2 separate regions of the Homo sapiens genome follow, and region 1 is linked to region 2. Evidence: read pairs that join two places in POLR2A ChIA-PET (ENCODE). Cell type or tissue: Caco-2. All regions are shown on one strand. Each heading gives the region's core, and the rest is flanking DNA. Links, peaks and the distances in the headings are about the cores only.

Region 1 (9,105 bases), core at 826-8,825, 76 kb after region 2:
TTCCAAAGTGCTGGGATTACAGGCATGAGCCGCCGCATTCAGCCCAAATTCACCTTGTTTTTCTTTTTTCTTGAGATGGAGTTTTGCTCTTGTTGCCCAGGCTGGAGTGCAATGGCTTGATCTTGGCTCACTGTAACCTCCACCTCCCGGGTTCAAGCGATTCTCCTGCCTCACCCTCCTGAGTAGCTGGGATTACAGGCATGCGCCGCCATGCCCAGCTAATTTTTTGTATTTTTAGTAGAGATGGGGTTTCACCATGTTGGCCAGGCTGATCTCCAACTCCTGATCTCAGGTGATCCACCCACCTCGGTCTCCCAAAGTGCTGGGATTACAGGTGTGAGCCACTGCAGCTGGCTCAAATTCACTTTTAAAGTATTATTTTATGATGGGAAATACTGATAGAGGGTACATGTTGCATTTATAAGTTTTAATATAATTTTTCATTTATTAACTCATTGGACAACCCAGTAAAATGTCATTAGGAGTGAGAATCAGGAATGATGGATTCACGGTCTAGTTGCAAGACTCATCACAGGCCATTAACCTCTGAAAAGCCTTTATCTGCTTCGGTGAGTGCTTCCAGAGTTTGCAACACGAATATATGTCCACGAATATAAGTTTGATATGATAGTGAGAGTCTGCCTATTCAGAAGAAAAAGTTGCCCAGCTGGATTTAGTTTATCTTCGTCTCAGTGTTCTTTATTTTAATTTTAAAATATTTGAGTATTAAAGATTGAATTCTATTTGGGATGATGGAAACATTCTGGAAATAGACAATGATGATGGTGATACAACCTTATTAATGTACATAGTGGCACTGACTTACGCCCTTAAAAATGGTTTAGGCCAGTCGGGCGCGGTGGCTCACGCCTGTCATCCCAGCACTTTGGGAGACCGAGGCGGGTGGATCACCTGAGGTCAGGAGGTCGAGACCAGGCTGGCCAACATGGTAAAATCCCGTCTATACTAAAAATACAAAAAATTAGCCGGGCGTGGTGGTATGTACCTGTAATCCCAGCTACTCGGGAGGTTGAGGCAGGAGAATCGCTTGAACCCCGGAGGTGGAGGTTGCAGTGAGCCGAGATCGCGCCACTGTACTCCAGCCTGGGTGACAGAGTGAGATTCCATCTCAAAAAAAAAAAAAAAAAAGTTTCAGTGGTACATTTTGTTATGCTTTTTTTTTTTTTTTTGGTAGCGACAGGGTCTCACTAATGTTTCCCAGGCTGGTCTCAAACTCCTGGGCTCAAGCATGTTAGCATATTTTATCACAATTTAAAAATAAAGGCCAGGTGGCTGGGCATGGTGGCTCACGCCTGTAATCCCAGCACTTTGGGAGGCTGAGGCGGGTAGATCACCTGAGGTCAGGAGTTCAAGACCAGCCTGGCCAAGATGGTGAAACCCTATCTCTACTAAAAATACAAAAAAATTAGCTGGGCGTGGTGGCGGGCACCTGTAATCCCAGCTACTCAGGAGGCTGAGGCAGGAGAATTGCTTGAACCTAGGAGGCAGAGGTTGCAGTGAGCCAAGATCATGCCATTGCACTCCAGCCTGGGCGACAGAGCGAGACTCGGTCTCAAAAAAAAAAAAAAAGAAAAGGAAAGAAAGAAATTATCTCTGATCCTTAGATAGTTTGTGAATCAGTGGCCGCTTTCGCTCCCCGTGGGGTTCGTTTTAGTGTTCTATTTCTCCCCCACATCACTACCTTCTCCCAACAGCCACTGCACCTGCCTCACAGTTGCAAGATAAAATACAGGATGCCGAGGCCAGGTGGAGTGGCTCACGCCTATAATCCCAGAGCTTTGGGAGGCTGATGTGGGAGGATCGCTTGAGCCAGGAGTTTGAGACCAGCCTGGGCAACGTAGCAATGCCTTATCTCTACTAAAAATAACAATAGTAGGCCACTGCAGTGGCTCACACCTGAAATCCCAGCACTTTGGGAGGCCAAGGCAGGCAGATTGCTTGAGCCCAGGAGTTTGAGACTAGCCCAGGCAACATGACAAAACCCTGTCTGTACAAAAAAATACAAAAATTAGCCGGGTACAGCCAGGCACAGCCGGGCGCAGTGGCTCACACCTGTGATCCCAGCATGCTGGGAGGCCGAGGCGGGCAGATCACCTGAGGTCAGGAGTTTGAGAATGACCTGATCAACATGACGAAACCCCCTTTCTACTAAAAATACACACACACAAAAATAATAACTGAGTGTGTTGGTGCATGCCTGTCGTCCCAGCTACTTGGGAGGCTGAGGCACGAGAATCGCTTGAACTCAGGCTGCAGAGGTTGCAGTGAGCAGAGATCACGCCACTGCACTCCACCCTGGGTGACAAAGCGAGACTCCATCTCAATTAAAAAAACTTAGCCGGGCATGGTGGTGCATGCCTGTAATTTCAGCTACTCGGGAGGCCAAGGTCGGAGGATCACCTGAGCCCAGGAGTTCAAGGCTACAATGAGCCATGTTCGTGCCACTGCACTCCAGCCTGGACAACAGAATGAGACCCTGTCTCAAAATAAAAAGACATTTTAAAAAAGGAAATGATTTAAGGGACCTAGCAGAGACTATAATTACCTTTTCTCTTGTTTAATTAATAAAGAGATGTCTAGAACATTTTACTGTGGCTAATATTCCCAGAGAGAATCACTTCTTTATTTGCTGATAACACAAATACAGGGTCCCAATAGCATCCAGTAATTCACAAAGTAATTTTTTCAAGATTAGCACCATGTTCCCACGGGAGCTCACGTTGCTGTCATCCACACTGCACACTTTGCAGGCAAGAATTTTATTCACCTGTTTATTCTGCCTCTTAGAAAATATATTTTAATTATTTAGGAAACGTTACCAAGTAAAATTTTAACCTCAAAGGTTGATCAAAGTCACATTACAAAGTTGTATTTGCCTCATGTGCTGGTGAAATACTTTGACACTTGTCTACACTTCAAACGAGAATTTACAAAGTGAAATGAGAGGACTCGTAATTTAATTTTTTTTTTTTTGAGGCGGAATCTCACTCTGTCGCCCAGGCTGGAGTGCAATGACCTGATCTTGGCTCACTGCAACCTCTGCCTCCCGGGTTCAAGCGATTCTCCTGCCTCAGCCTCCTGAGTAGCTGGGACTACTATATACTGAGGAAGCTTTTCTGGTTTTTTAAGAAAAAAGTGGCTGGGCGTGGTGGCTCACGCCTGTAATCCCAGCACTTTGAGAGGCCAAGGCAGGCGGATCACGAGGTCAAGAGATCGAGACCATTCTGGCCAACATGGTGAAACCCTGTCTGTACTAAAAATACAAAAATTAGCTGGGTGTGGTGACCCATGCCTGTAATCCCAGCTACTCGGGAGGCTGAGGTAGGAGAATGATGTGAACCCGGGAGGCGGAGGTTGCAGTGAGCCGAGATCTCGCCATTGCATTCCAGCCTGGCGAGAGAGCGAGACTCCGTCTCAAAAAAAAAAAAAAAAAAAAAAAAGAAAGAAACAATTGAGATGCCTCCTGAAAAAAAGAAAAAGGTGGAGAAAAATAAATTTTTTTTTTTTTTTGAGACAGGATGTTGCTGTGTGGCCCAGGCTGGAGTGCAGTGCTGCGATCACGGCTCGCTGCAACCTTGAACTGCTGGGCTCTGGGGATCCTCCCACTGCAGCCTCCCAAAGTGCTGGGATTACAGGCACACACACCACACCCAGCTAATTTTTTGATTTTGTGGAGATGGTGTTTTGCCATGTTGCCAAGGCTGGTCTCGAACTCCTGGGATCAAGCAATCTTCCCGCCTTGGCCTCTCACAGTGCTGGGATTACAGCGCTGGCATGCCTGGCGAAAATGTGATGTTAAAAGTGTTAGAAACCAATACAAGGGAAAGAATTTCCCACTTTGTGAGCTGTGGGTGTCCCTTGAGTGGAACTAGGACACCTATAGAACGCTGCTGTGGCCATGAGCCCTCTGGGGCCATTTGCATGTGAGCCCCAAGAAGGAAGGTGGTGGGAGGAATGGACACACCGAGGAAGCTGGTCTATTAACAGTGACTATTCTCTGCTTCTTTTGTTTTTTTTTCCCTACTTAATTGAAGGAAAATATGAACTGAAAGAGGGGAATGAATGGTAAAGCCAGTTCAGCAGGTACAGTCTTATGCAACCCATGTTAGTAACAGTTATCCACAGAATGTAGCCTTTCATATTTTCCCATCCATTATTTCAGAGTATGCTAACTTTGACCTTTATGAGCTTTTTAAGGGAGTTATGTTTATCTACATTTTACACATTGTTTTAAGGTTCTAGGGAAGTAACTTCTAAGATCTTACAGCAAATTATTATTATTATTATTATTTTATTTATATTTATTTTTTTGAGATGGAGTTTTGCTCTTGTGGCCCAGGCTGGAGTGCAATGGTGTGATCTCAGCTCATTGCAACCTGCGCCTCCCAGGTTCAAGCGATTCTCCTGCCTCAGCCTCCTTAGTAACTGAGATTACAGACGTGGGCCACCACGCCCGGCTAATTTTGTATTTTTAGTAGAGATGGGGTTTCACCATGTTGGTCAGGCTGGTCTCGAACTCCTGACCTCAGGTGATCTGCTCACCTTGGCCCCCCAAAGTGCTGCGATTACAGGCTCGAGCCACTGCGCCTGGCCAAATTATTATTACTGTTATTTTTTCAGACAGGGTGTTGCTCTGTCACCCAGGCTGGAGTTCAGTGGTGCGATCACAGCTCACTGCAGCCTCAACCTCCCCAGCTCAAGTGATCTTCCCACCTCAGCCTCCAGAGTAGCTGGGACTACATGCGTGCACCACCACGTCTGGCTAATTTTTTTTTTTTTTTTTTGTAGAGATGGGGTCTCACTGGGTTGCCCAGGTTGGTCTCGAAGTCCTGGGCTCAAGTCTCGGCCTCCCAAAGTACTGGGATTATAGACATGAGCCACCACACCCAGCTGATCATACAGCAAATTAAATTAAGGGCTAAAACTAGCAGCAAGCGCTATGGTACCAATCTGCCAGTCTCCCTGTCATAGCATGCAGCAACCTAGATATGCCCTATCAAGTGAATTTAATGCCTTCTCCCCTTTTTTTGCAGCTTTGTTACATATCAGACGCGGATATTACTTACGAGTATTGAATGATCCCCTCAGTAAACACCAGCTATGCAGGAGGTGCTACCTTAGCAATAGGAGCTTCAGTCTGGGAGGAGAGTGGGACATATAAGCAAATAAATACATCACGTTTCCCACAGGGCGCGTATTTTGTGTTCATCTTCGTCCCACTGGATCTGTCCAAACTTTTCATTTTTGACAGATAAGGAAAATGAAGTTCAGATGCTTGAGTGACACAGCTAATTAGTGGCAAGGCTGAGACTTTTGACCAGACAGCCTGACTTTTAGTTTCTACCATGCATGTTAACTCCTCCTAAACCCCATTTATTTTCTCATTTCAGACAACTGCGCAATAACACTGCTAAGATAAAAGCACTCTGATTAATAAACACTGAAATTAAGCAGGTTAAGAAATATCTATTGTCCTTTTCTCAGAGTGATAATTTTAAAAACTGAAATTGGTCTTTTGCACTCGCAGTTTTCTCTTGCTTCCTTAAACATTTGCGAAATATGAGAACAATATAAATAGGTTCTCAAGCTCTGAGCAAACCCTTAACCATGTAAATAAGCCCCATAAAGAACAAAGCCTGGCCGGGTGCGGTGGCTCACGCCTATAACACCAGCACTTTGGGAGGCAGAGGTGGGAGGATCGCTTCAGCCCAGGAGTTCGAGACCAGCCTGGGGAACCTAGGGAGATCCTGTCTCTACAAAAAATACAGTAAATTAGCTGGGTGTGGTGGGGGCACGCCCGTAGTCCCAGCTACTCGGGAGGCTGACGTGGGAGGATCACTTGAACCTGGGAGTTTCAGGTCGCAGTGAGCTGTGATTACATCACTGGACTCCAGCCTGGGTGACAGAGCAAGACCCTGTCTCAAAACACAAATAAATAAATACATACATAAATACATAAAATAAAATAAATAAAAGTAGAGTAGAGTTGGTTCATTGCAACAGATACTGTCTGGCCCACAAAGCCCTTTACATATAGCAACTTACAGAAGAATTTGTGCCCCTGTGATAGATAGCATTGGAGGTTTCCGCCTAGGGAAAGCTGTGGTGCAGCCCTGAGAAGCGTCATGTGGTAAGATTCATCCCTCTGAGGGCATGAGATGGGCTGGGGCAGGGGAGATGAGAGCCCCTGCAGCGTGCTGCTCCATCCCCTGACAACACTGCCAGAGCCGCAGGAGGGTGGCAGCAACAGACGTGGAGAGACAAGGGCAGGTGCTAAGGAAAAACAGAACCTGGCTCCTGATGATGACAGTGGAGGAGAAGGGAGGATTCAAGGCTGCCTTTGAGACGCTGAGCTTCAGTTACCAGGTGTTTTCCATAGAATTGGAAGGTTCTGAGCTGGCTTGGGGTGAGCCTAGGAGCTGAACTTTAGATACTTGGCAATGCTGCAGACGGCTGGCAAGGTGGGGCTGGAACAGCTCGGTCAGAGATGTTGTTAATGGCCACATAGCTGGCAAAGGTACGCTGCAATGATTTAGGAGGGTTTAAAAAATTATATGTGTTTATGGCTGAACGCGGTGGCTTATGCCTGTAATCCCAGCACTTTGGGAGGCTGAGGAGGGCAGATTATTTGAGATCAGGAGTTCAAGAGCAGCCTGGCCAACGTGGTGAAACCCTGTCTCTGCTGAAAATACAAAAATTAGCTGGGTGTGGTGGCGCGCACCTGTAATCCCAGCTACTTGGAAGGCCAAGACAGGAGAATCGCTGGAACCCGGGAGGTGGAGGTTGCAGTGAGTCAGGATTGTGCCACTGCACTCCAGCCTTTGTGACAGAGCGAGACTCTATCTCAAAAAAAAAAAAAAAAATATATGTGTGTGTGTGTGTGTGTGTGTGTGTGTGTGTGTGTTTAATATAAATGGTGCTGAAACATGGCCATGACAGCACTCCCAAGACATGGGCCCTTCCTTCTGTTGTCACCTCAGTAAATTTCCCATGGGATAGGCTTCCAAAGGTCAAAGCCTGTGCCTTGTGTGCTCATGCCCTCTTCTGCTCCCTCTAGTACGGGGTGCCAGACATGCAGCACGCAGGAACCACTCCAGGTCCCTGGGCACGGACTACGGATGCTGAGTTATTTCAAGCCCAGCACGTTACTCACTTCAGCTCAGCACCTCTCACCTTGTCCTGAGGCTTTCAGTTCCAGTTTCAATTCACCGTTCAACCTTTTTTAAAATTTTTATTTATTTATTTATTTTTTTGAGACGGAGTCTTAAAAGAGCTTAGGAGCTGAGCTTTACATACTTGGCAATGCTGCAAATGGCTGGAGCGCAGTGGCGCGATCTCGGCTCACTGCAACCTCCACCTCCCAGGTTCAAGCAATTCTCCTGCTTCAGCCTCTCGAGTAACTGGGATTACGGGCACCTGCCACCACAATACATTTTTGTGTTTTCAGTAGAGACGGGGTTTCGCCACGTTGCCCAGGTAGGTATCCAGCTCCTGACCTCAGGTGATCCGCCCACATTGGCCTCCCAAAGTGCTGGGATTATAGGTGTGAGCCACCACGCCCGGCCTCCAGTAGCTCTTAAATTGCTTCTTTTTGGCCCTAAACACGATTTCCACATCTAGTTCTTCCAGTCCCTTTTGCAGGTTACCTCACTCCTCTTCTCTACATAAACTTCTGCAAAAGTTTACAAAAAATCTGTAAATGTTAGTGTATCTACAACCTATTTATTTATTTATTTATTATTATTATTTTTTCTGAGATGGAGTTTCACTCTTGTTGCCCAGGCTGCAGTGCAATGGCGCAATCTTGGCTCAGTGCAACCTCCGCCTCTCGGGTTCAAGTGATTCTCCTGCCTCAGCCTCCCAAGTAGCTGGGATTACAGGCATGTGCCACCATGCCGGCTAATTTTTGTATTTTTAGTAGAGATGGGGTTTCACCATCTTGGCCAGGCTGGTCTCGAACTCCTGACCTCAGGTGATCCACCCGCCTCAGTCTGTCAAAATGCTAGGATTACAGGGGTGAGCCACCACGCCTGGCCTACAATCTATTTAAAACATGATTAGGCCAGGCACAGTGGTTCATGCCTATAATCCCAGTGCTTTGGGAGGCTGAGGCAGGAAGATTGCTTGAGTCCAGGAGTTCAAGACCAGCTTGGGCAATATAGCGAGACCCCATCTCTACAAAAAAATACAAAACTTAGCCGGCGTGGTGGTGTGCACCTACGGTCCCACGGGAGGCTGAGGTGGGAGGATCACCTGAGCCCAGGGAGGTCGAGGCTGCAGTGAACTGTGATCGTGCCACTGCACTCCAGCCTGGGTGACAGAGTGAGACCCTGTTTTGGGAGAAAAACAAAAAAGATGATCAGTCCTTTGATGGAGTGACGAGTGGGGGTGAGACTAATTATGCCAGTAACTGATCTATTAGTATTTCAGCTCCTGGGAGGAAGACCATAGTCACGGGATCAATGCTGGAAAAGTTATAGTTTTGTTAAATAAATAAAAGCTTATCTTGTAATTCATTAAAATAACTGTCAATTTTTAATGAATTTCTATCTTGTAATTCATTAAAATAACTGTCAACGTTTCTACTGATTAGAACGTGTAAAGTTTATGACTATATATTTTGCCTGTCACTCCTTTGTGACAGCTCCTAGATGTTTTGACAGCTGGCATGCTCTGGGGAGCTGACCATGTAGCCAACTACCGTTTCTTTAGCCAGACATGTGAGCTATTTCAGCTCTGACCCTTGTTCGCTCACCCTTGACTTCTGCATCAAGCGGCAAGGGCAAGCTAGCATTTCTAGTCCTTATTTCTGTTCGTGTACATCCAAAATATATTGACAAGTCAATCCTATTGTTAAGAGCAAGCCAATTTCACAGAACTGCTATAAAAAATGGAAGAAACAAATTCCGTACACAACAAGGGAGACTTAATTTCACGAGCGTGAAGCAATTCCACTCTTTTAGGCTTGTATTTTGAAGCATCGTGGCTTATGAGAAGCCTGTTGTGTCCTGGCAAGGCTGACACTGTTTGCTTAACCTTATGTAGCTTTCTGCAAAAATTAATTTACTAAAACGTGACAAAATT
Region 2 (9,105 bases), core at 336-8,335:
CTCCTCCAGGAAGCTTTCCTGGATTGCCTAGTCCCTACAGACTTCTCTGGGCCCCGCTCTCTACAAGGGCCCCTCATGGACTGGCTGGTGCCAGTTAACTTGGGAGCCTGTCTGGGGGAGGGCAGGGAGCAGACCAGGAGGCAGGGCTTGCCCTTAGGCGGCTCATAGGGAGAAGGCACCTACCCTGGGCACAGGGCCCTCTGGCCGGCTTTGATGGTTCCATCCTGGCCCTGGGGCACTCTGGTGCTTCTAGGCAGCTCCACTGAGCAGGGTCCTGCTGGCCACATCTTCAGTCTCCACACCTGGCACGGCCCCTGGCTGCTATCCAGGGGGGACACTGGTCATGTCCTGTCCTGAGGTTGAGGCCAGCGACACAGAACCATCAACCCTACAGACAAACAGTGAGAGGTGACAGCGTGCTGGCAGTCCTCAGAGCCCTCGCTCGCTCTCGGCGCCTCCTCTGCCTGGGCTCCCACTTTGGCGGCACTTGAGGAGCCCCTTTCTGGGCTGGCCAAGGCCAGAGCGGGCTCCCTCAGCTTGCGGGGAGGTGTGGAGGGAGAGGCGCAGGCGGGAACCGGGGCTGCGCGCGGTGCTTTGCGGGCCAGCGCGAATTCCAGGTGGGTGTGGGCTCGGCGGGCCCCGCACTCGGAGAGCCTGGCCGGCCCTGCCGGCCCTGGGCAATGAGGGGCTTAGCACCCGGGCCAGCGGCTGCGGAGGGTGTGCTGGGTCCCCCAGCAGGCCGGCCCACCGGCGCTGCGCTCGATTTCTCTCGCCAGGCCTTAGCTGCCTCCCCGCGGGGCAGGGCTCGGGACCTACAGCCCGCCATGCCTGAGCCTCCCCCACTCCGTGGGCTCCTGTGCGGCCCGAACCTCCCCGACGAGCGCCGCCCCCTGCTCCAGGGCGCCCAATCCCATCAACCACCCAAGGGCTGAGGAGTGCGGGCGTACGGCGCGGGACTGGCAGGCAGCTCCACCTGCAGCCCCCGTGCGGGATCCACCGGGTGAAGCCAGCTGGGCTCCTGAGTCTGGTGGAGACGTGGAGAACCTTTATGTCTAGCTCAGGGATTGTAAATACACCAATCGGCACTCTGTATCTAGCACAAGGTTTGTAAACACACCAATCAGCACTCTGTGTCTAGCTCAGGGTTTGTGAATGCACCAATCGACACTTTGTATCTAGCTACTCTGGTGGGGACTTGGAGAACCTTTGTGTGGACACTCTGTATCTAGCTAATCTGGTGAGGATGTGGAGAAGCTTTGTGTCTAGCTCAGGGATTGTAAACGCACCAATCAGCGCCCTGTCAAAACAGACCACTGGACTCTACCAATCAGCAGGATGTGGGTGGGGCCAGATAAGAGAATAAAAGCAGGCTGCGGGAGCCAGCAGTGGTAACTCACTCAGGTCCCCTTCCACAGTGTGGAAGCTTTGTTCTTTCTCTCTTTCCAGTAAGTCTTGCTGCTGCTCACTCTTTGGGGTCACAGTGCCTTTATGAGCTGTAACACTCAACCGCGAAGATTTGCAGCTTCACTCCTGAAGCCAGTGAGATTACGAGCCCACTGGCAGGATGAACAACTCCAGACGCGCGGCGCCTTAAGAGCTGTAACACCGCGAAGGTCTGTAGCTTCATTCCTGAGCTAGCGAGAGCGCGAACCTACCAGAAGGAAGAAACTCCGAACACATCGGAACATCAGAACGAGCAAACTCCGGACACCCCGCCTTTAGGAACTGCAACACTCACCGCGAGGGTCCGTGGCTTCATTCTTGAAGTCAGTGAGACCAAGAACTCACCAATTCCGGACACAACAGGATCTACGGTCACAGAAACGTTCGGTCTTCACATTATGAACTTTTTTTTCTTTTTTTGTTTTTGTTTTTGTTTTTTTTTTTTTGAGACAGTTCTCTCGCTCTGTTGCCCAGGCTGGAGTGCAGCGCGTAATCTCGGCTCACTGCAACCTCCTCCTCCTCCCAGTTTCAAGTGATTCTCCTGTCTCAGCCTCCTGAGTAGCTGAGACTACAGGTGTCTGCCACTACGCCCGGCTAATTTTTTGTATTTTTAGTAGAGACAGGGTTTCACCATGTTTCTGGTCTCAAACTCCTGACCTTACGTGATCTGCCCACCTCGGCCTCCCAAAGTTCTGAGATTACAGACATGAGCCACTGTGCCTGGCCAAAGTCTTGGAAAGAAATATGAACCATGAGACCCAAACAATCTTGACATTTTAGTAGCCTAGAATCTTAGTATCTATTGATGTAAGAACCACGTATCTTAGAGATGTCATAGGCCTGAAAAACTCTAGAATTCCACTGCTATAGAACTTTACAACTGGCTGGGCGGGGTGGCTCACACCTGTAATCCCAGCACTTTGGGAGGCCGAGGCGGGTGGATCACCTGAGGTCAGGAGTTTAAGACCAGCCTGGCCAACATGGCAAAACCCCATCTCTACTAAAAATACAAAAATCAGCTGGGCATGGTGGCACACACCTGTAATCCCAGTTACTAGTGGGGCTGAGGCAGGAGGATAGCTTGAACCCAGGAAGCAGAGGTTACAGTGAGCCGAGATTGTGCCACTGAACTCCAGCCTGGGCAACAGAATGAGACTCCATCTCAAAACAAAAACAAAAAAAACAAAACTTTACAACCATAGAATCTTTGAATTGAAAAAGATTTTGAGGGGCGCAGTGGCTCACATCTGTAATCCTAGCACTCTAGGAGGCCAAGGCAGGCAGATTGCTTGAGCTCAGGAGTTCGAGACCAGCCTGGGCAACATAATGAGATCCCCATCTCTATAAACAATACAAAAATTAGTGAGGCATGGTGGTAAGTGCCTGTGGTCTCAGCTACTCAGGGGGATGAAGGCAGGAGGATTGCTTGAACCCAGGAGACTGAGGCTGCAGTGAGCTATTACTGTGCCACTACATTTTAGCCTGGGCACCAGAGAGAAACCCTGTCTCAAAAAAAAAAAAAAAAAAAGAAAAAAAAATAAGATTTCAACCCCCTCTTCATTCAAAACTTAAATTCAAAATTTAAATTTGGCCAGGTGCTGTGGCTTATACCTGTAATCTCAGCACTTTGAGAGGCTGAGGCAGGAGAATCACTTGAGGCCAGGAGTTTCAGACCAGCCTAGGCAACATGGTGAGACGCCCGCCTCTACAACAAGACACATTTAAAAATTAGGTCCTGCTGAGGCAGAAGGACCACTTAAGCCCAAAAGGTTGAGGCTGCAAGTGAGGTATGATCACACCGCTGCATTCCAGCCTGAGCCATGGAATGAGACATTGTCTCTTTAAATAAGGCCAGGCGCGGTGGCTCATGCCTGTAATCCCAGCACTTTGGGAGGCTGAGGTAGGCAGATCACAAGGTCAGGAGATCGAGAACATCCTGGCTAACACAGTGAAACCTCGTCTCTACCAAAAATACAAAAAGGTAGCCGGGTGTGGTGGCAGGCGCCTGTAGTCCCAGCTACTTGGGAGGCTGAGGCAGGAGAATGGTGTGAACCCGGGAGGGGGAGCTTGCAGTGAGCCGAGATCACGCCTCTGCACTCCAGCCTGGGCAACAGAGCGACTCCATCTCAAAAAAATAAAAAAGATAAATTCATAAAAGTATTTCAATGATTGTGAATGACAGGAGTCAGATCTTGATTTTTTTTTTTTTTTTGAGACGGAGTCTTACCCTATTGCCCAGGCTGGAGTGCAGCGGCGCGATCTCGCCTCACTGCAACCTGCAACCTCTGCCTCCCAGGTTCAAGTGATTCTCCTGCCTCAGCCTCCCAAGTAGCTGGAATTAACAGGCCCACACCACCACGCCCGGCTAATTTTTATATTTTTAGTAGAGATGGGGTTTCACCATGTTGGCCAGGCTGGCTTTTTTTTTGTTTTTAAGACAGTGTCTCGCTCAGTCACGCAGGCTGGAGTGCAGTCAAGGTTCACTGCGGCCTGACATCCTGGGCTCAAGTGATCCTCCTGCCTCAGCCTCCCAAAGTGCTGGGATTACAGGCATGAGCCACTGCACTCAGCCAGGGATCTCAATCTGGAAGCACAGCTCTGGTGATCCTCAAGGTGCAGTCAGCCCTCCCCCTCGTCTGCCCTGTCCCCAGCCCTGCTCCCCGCTGTTTATCCAGCTGTCTCCCAGCCCTCAGGACAGGAACCCCCTCTGCCTCCAAGTCGGCAAACTGCTCCAGACCCCTCCTCTTGGCCGCTGCCTGGGAGAAGGCCCCCACCGGCTACCTTGGCCCCCACCTTGCCTGGCCAGTCCTGTCCTGGGAGGGTCATGACCCAGCCCCAGGGCCATCGAGGAAAGGAGTGCCAGCCCTGGCTCCGGGTGCCCCACTCAGGCTGTCTATCTGATGCCCCCAACACTGCCCCGCCCCTGCCTGCTCCTGGCACCGGAGACCCTGCTGACTGTGCCAGGGGCTAATCTGGGAACTGGCAGCTGTGAGTCCTGGCCCTGCCACTCGACCTCTGGCGGCTAGCGGCGAGGCCCCTTCCTGACCTTCAGGGATCGGCCACCATGGTTGGTGGGACCAGGGTGAGGGTGGGCTGGGGTTGGAGCTGGAACTCTGGGGGGGTGGGACAGCTGGGCTTCTGGATGCTCCCTCAGAGGGACAGTCTCCCAGCCTGTGAGGGGATGGGAGGCTGGAGGGGGAAACAAGGGGACGAGGGCTGGGCTCCTGGGCCTGGGAGGGCCCTGGAGATGAACAGATGGCAGCGGCCACCTGCCCCAGGAGCCCTTGGCTGCAGTATGGGTGCGACCCTCCTGGGCCCCAGGCTGAGCCCACAGAGGCAGGAAGCCTGTGGCTATGGAGACCCCATCCCAAAGACGCTGCCCCTTGGTGAACCTTCCTCTCCCCTCCTGTAGGCAGACAGGGGAGGTGCTGAGCACAGGCCTCAGTCTGAAGCCTGTAGTCCATTTCTCCAGGTATGGGTTCTGGGACCATCCAGCTCTACCACCAGGGACACCCCAGGTCTGACCTCCTTCCTTCCTGCCCCCCAGTCCCACCGGAAGTTTTCCGCCCCTCGGCACGGACACCTGGGCTTCCTGCCCCATAAGAGGAGCCACCGGCACCGGGGCAAGGTGAAGACGTGGCCGCGGGATGACCCCAGCCAGCCCGTGCACCTCACGGCCTTCCTGGGCTACAAGGCGGGCATGACCCACACCCTGCGGGAGGTGCACCGGCCGGGGCTCAGTGAGTCACAGTTGGGACCCTTGGGGGAGGGGGAGGGCTGAACCTTCCAGATGCTCGGAGCCAGAACTCACGCTTTTGGTCCAGACAGGGCCACAGTCCCAGGGAGCACCAGGCCTCGCCCCCGGGAATTGGGGTGGACGCTGAGCACAGGCAGGGCTTCCGGGCGGGTTCTGTCATGGCCCCAGCTCGCAGATGAGGACATTGAGGCACAAAGCAGTGAGGAACCTGGTCCAGTCACCGGGGCGGTAAGCGCAGGAGCTAGGATTCAAAGGCCAGCGCCCCAAGCCCTCGGTTCAAACCACCTGCCAGGACATCTGCACTTTTTGGCCATTTCGGGTCTATTTCATGTACCATTATTTCATATGTACGCCTATGTATATAGTTAGTTTTTGTTGTTTTAATCGTAGATTCACAAGTAGTTGTAAGAAATAATGCAGGCCGGGCATGGTGGCTCACGCCTGTAATCCCAGCACTTTGGGAGGCCGAGGCAGGAGGATCATTTGAGGCCAGGAGTTGCAGACCAACCTGGACGGCATCGTGAAACCCTATCTCTACAAAAAATACAAAAATTAGCTGGGCGTTGTGGCGAGTGCCTGTAGTCGCAGCTACTTGGGAGGCTGAGGTGGGAGGATCACTTGAGCTTGGGAAGTCAAGGCTGCAGTGAGCTATGATTGCACCACTGCATTGCAGCCTGGGTGACAGAGTGAGACCCTGTCTCAAAAACAGAAAAAGAAATCCATTGTAATCATTAGAATAACAAATGCTCATTTGGGCTCAGCCCCACCCTCTGGGGAATGCTGTCCTGGCTGGCCCCACACTCTCCTGTCCTGCCCCTATGTGGGCGGCTCTCCACTCCCTCCCCCACAGGCCTCAGGAGGTCCCCCTTCATGCCCCATCCCTGTGTCTCATCCAGAAATTTCCAAACGGGAGGAGGTGGAGGCGGTGACAATTGTAGAAACGCCGCCCCTAGTGGTGGTGGGCGTGGTGGGCTACGTGGCCACCCCTCGAGGTCTCCGGAGCTTCAAGACCATCTTTGCAGAACACCTCAGTGATGAGTGCCGGCGCCGATTCTACAAGGACTGGTGAGCACCGCCCTTGGCTGGGCCGTCCAAGGGCTGCTGGGACCACAGAAGTTGGGTGCCTGAGGCTCTAGCTCTTGCTGAAATGATAGGTGTGGGTGAGTAGGAAGCGAAGTCTCAACCGTCTGTGGGAGGTAGGAGTGTCTGTGTGTGTGTGTGTGTGTGTTGTGTGGTTGCCTTCATTTCAATAAAAGATGAGTAGGCTGGGCGTGCTGGCTCACGCCTGTAATCCCAGCACTTTGGGAGGCCGAGGCGGGTGGATCACTTGAGGTCAGGAGTTTGAGACCAGCTTGGCCAACATGGTGAAACCCCATCTCTACCAAAAAATACAAAAATTAGCTGGCTGGGGTGGTGCGCACCTGTAGTCCAGCTACTCAGGAGGCTGAGGTGGGAGAATCACTTGAACTGGGAGGTGAAGGTTGCAGTGAGCTGAGATCGTGCCACTGCACTGCAGCCTGGGTGGCAGAGTGAAACCCTGTCTCAATCTCAAGAAAAACACAAAAAACAAAAAACATGAGTACTAGAAGGCTGGAGATGAAATCAGGATGGAGGAAAAAGAGGAAACAAATATTCTAATCCTCAGGGTTAATTAAAAGGCTAATTTGGGCGGCTTGTGGTGGCTCACGACTGTAGTAGTCCCAGCACTTTGGGAGGCCAAGGCGGGTGGCTCATTTGAGGTCAGGAGTTCGAGACCAGCCTGGCCAACATGGTGAAAACCCGTCTCTACTAAAAATACAAAAAAAAAAATAAAAATAAAAAAATAAGCTGGGCGTGGTGGCAGACACCTGTAATCCCAGCTACTTGGGAGGCTGAGGCAGGAGAATCGCTTGAGCCTGGGAGGTGGAGATTGTAGTGAGCTGAGATTGTGCCGCTGCACTCCAGTGTGAGCGACAGAGTGAGACCCTGTCAAAAAACAAACAAACAAAAAACCAAAAGGCTAATTTGATGGAATGTTAGCATTGGCTCTGAGTTTCCTAGCAGCCATTGTGAAAAGTGAAATAGCCAGCTGAGAAGCTCTTACACATAGAAAGGTATTCTCGGGCCTCAAATCTTCCCTGGCAGTAAGTCCTGAAAGAAACCTTGGTTTCTTCACCTATAGAATGGGAATAATAATAATAATAATAATAATAATAATAATAATAATAATAATGTCCACCTCCCAGAACTCTGCTGAGGGTTAGAAACTATGGCTTCTGGCTGGGCACAATGGTTCATTCCTATAATTCCAGCACTTTGGGAGGCTAAGGCAGGCAGACCGTTTGAGCTCAGGGCTTCGAGACCAGCCTGGGCAACATGACGAAACCCGTCTCTACAAAAAAATACAAAAAATTAGCCGGGCACGGTGGCGCATGCCTGTGGTCTCAGCTACATGGGGGGTGAGGTGGGAGGATTGCTTGAGTCTGGGAGCTCCAGGCTGCAGTGAGCTGTGTTTGTGCCACTGCACTCCAGCCTGGGAGAGAAAGTGAGACCCTATCTCCAAAAACAAAAAAGAAAGGATGGCTCCCAAGCCCGAGGTGCCTGGCCATGGCACCCACTGCACCCTTGAGAAGTGGGACCAGCAGTCTGAGCCATGTGGCAGGTGGGGTGGTCTCTAGGTGCCTGGACTGCAGGGCTGGCCAGCCGCCTTCTCTGAGCTTCTGCACCTCTGCCACTCACTCTCAGGCCCCGGGAAACAGGGAGGGTACCTACTTTACAGAGGAGGAAACCGGGGCCTAGAGGGGGAGAGACAGTCTATGTTCAAAGATGGTGGCTGGAACCAGCTCAGAGGCCTCCGGGTGGGGGGCGGTCCCAGAGGTAGGACCCCTGCTTGGTGGGCTGGGGGTGAGGTGGGGGCAGGATAGGCCTGGGGAGCTGCCCCGGTTGGGGGCTTCTGAGCACCCTCCTGTGCATGGCTCAGGCACAAGAGCAAGAAGAAAGCCTTCACCAAGGCCTGCAAGAGGTGGCGGGACACAGACGGGAAAAAGCAGCTACAGAAGGACTTCGCCGCCATGAAGAAGTACTGCAAGGTCATTCGGGTCATTGTCCACACTCAGGTCAGCCCCCGGCCCTCCGCTGTCGGTCAGTCCCTAGGACCACGCTCCCTCACCCCAGCTTCCAGGAGCTGTGGCAAATGTCAGCCTAAAAATACCCGAGCCTCGGCACAGACCCAGAGGAGCGGCTGACCAGCCTCGCTGGCCACGTGCAGCCCCAGGCATGGCTGCTGAAAGGCATCGGTGCCTTCTGGGGTGCCAGGGGCATCAGCCACGCCGGCTAGTCAACTAAGACCCTGGCACGCCCTGAAGAGCCGGGTCCCCAGCCAAGTGTGCTGTGTGGAGGGCTGGTCACCTCTCTTCGGTTTCCAGCGTAAGTGTGCACAGGAATCCGTGTTTGTACATGGGTCTGGCTTGCTGTAGGCTGACAGGCAGGCGGCACCCTCCAGCTTATTCTGGAACACTCTTTGGCATCTTTGTCCTCAGGGAAGGCTTCCCGAGGCCCTAGAGCAGTGCCCCCGACCCTGAGCTTCCCACAGCCCCCACACTGCCCCCAGCTGCTCGCACACTTGTACACCATGCCTGGGCCAGTCACTGGTGTGTGTTCATCTCCCTGGACAGACTCCAGGCAGGCAGAGGCCCTGGGCGGGGCCACAGCTGCCACCAAGAGCCTGGTATGCAGGAGGTGCTCTGTAAATACCTGCCCCATACATACCCGCCCCATACATACCCACCCCATACATACCCACCCCATACATACCTGCCCTGTCCATACCTGCCCCCTACATACCTGCCCCGTCCATACCTGCCCCCTACATACCTGCCCCGTCCATACCTGCCCCCTACATACCTGCTCTGTCTATACCTGCCCCG

Evidence for each region. Peaks named below come from ENCODE experiments on the same cell type or tissue, not always from the same donor. Only the 100,000 strongest peaks of a DNase experiment are listed, where the experiment ranks them.
Region 1: POLR2A ChIA-PET joins it to region 2 with 17 read pairs; 15 of 35 experiments call an interaction of 5 or more read pairs at or near these places.

What each region holds. Positions count from the first base shown.
Region 1 is chr16:1,874,660-1,883,764 of GRCh38, reverse strand. It overlaps LINC00254 (long intergenic non-protein coding RNA 254), which reads left to right. Exons shown (of 3, transcript NR_033914.1): 2 at 469-569; 3 at 5,055-5,480. Among named protein-coding and RNA genes, the nearest start is that of LINC00254, 5.0 kb to the left of the region's middle. In Caco-2, for the core only: no CTCF peak of the experiment used is centred there; no DNase peak of the experiment used is centred there.
Region 2 is chr16:1,950,034-1,959,138 of GRCh38, reverse strand. It overlaps RPL3L (ribosomal protein L3 like), which reads left to right and starts at 4,450. Exons shown (of 10, transcript NM_005061.3): 1 at 4,450-4,510; 2 at 4,991-5,183; 3 at 6,097-6,265; 4 at 8,160-8,295. The coding sequence starts at 4,508. RefSeq lists enhancers at 544-1,385, 4,746-5,735. In Caco-2, for the core only: no CTCF peak of the experiment used is centred there; no DNase peak of the experiment used is centred there.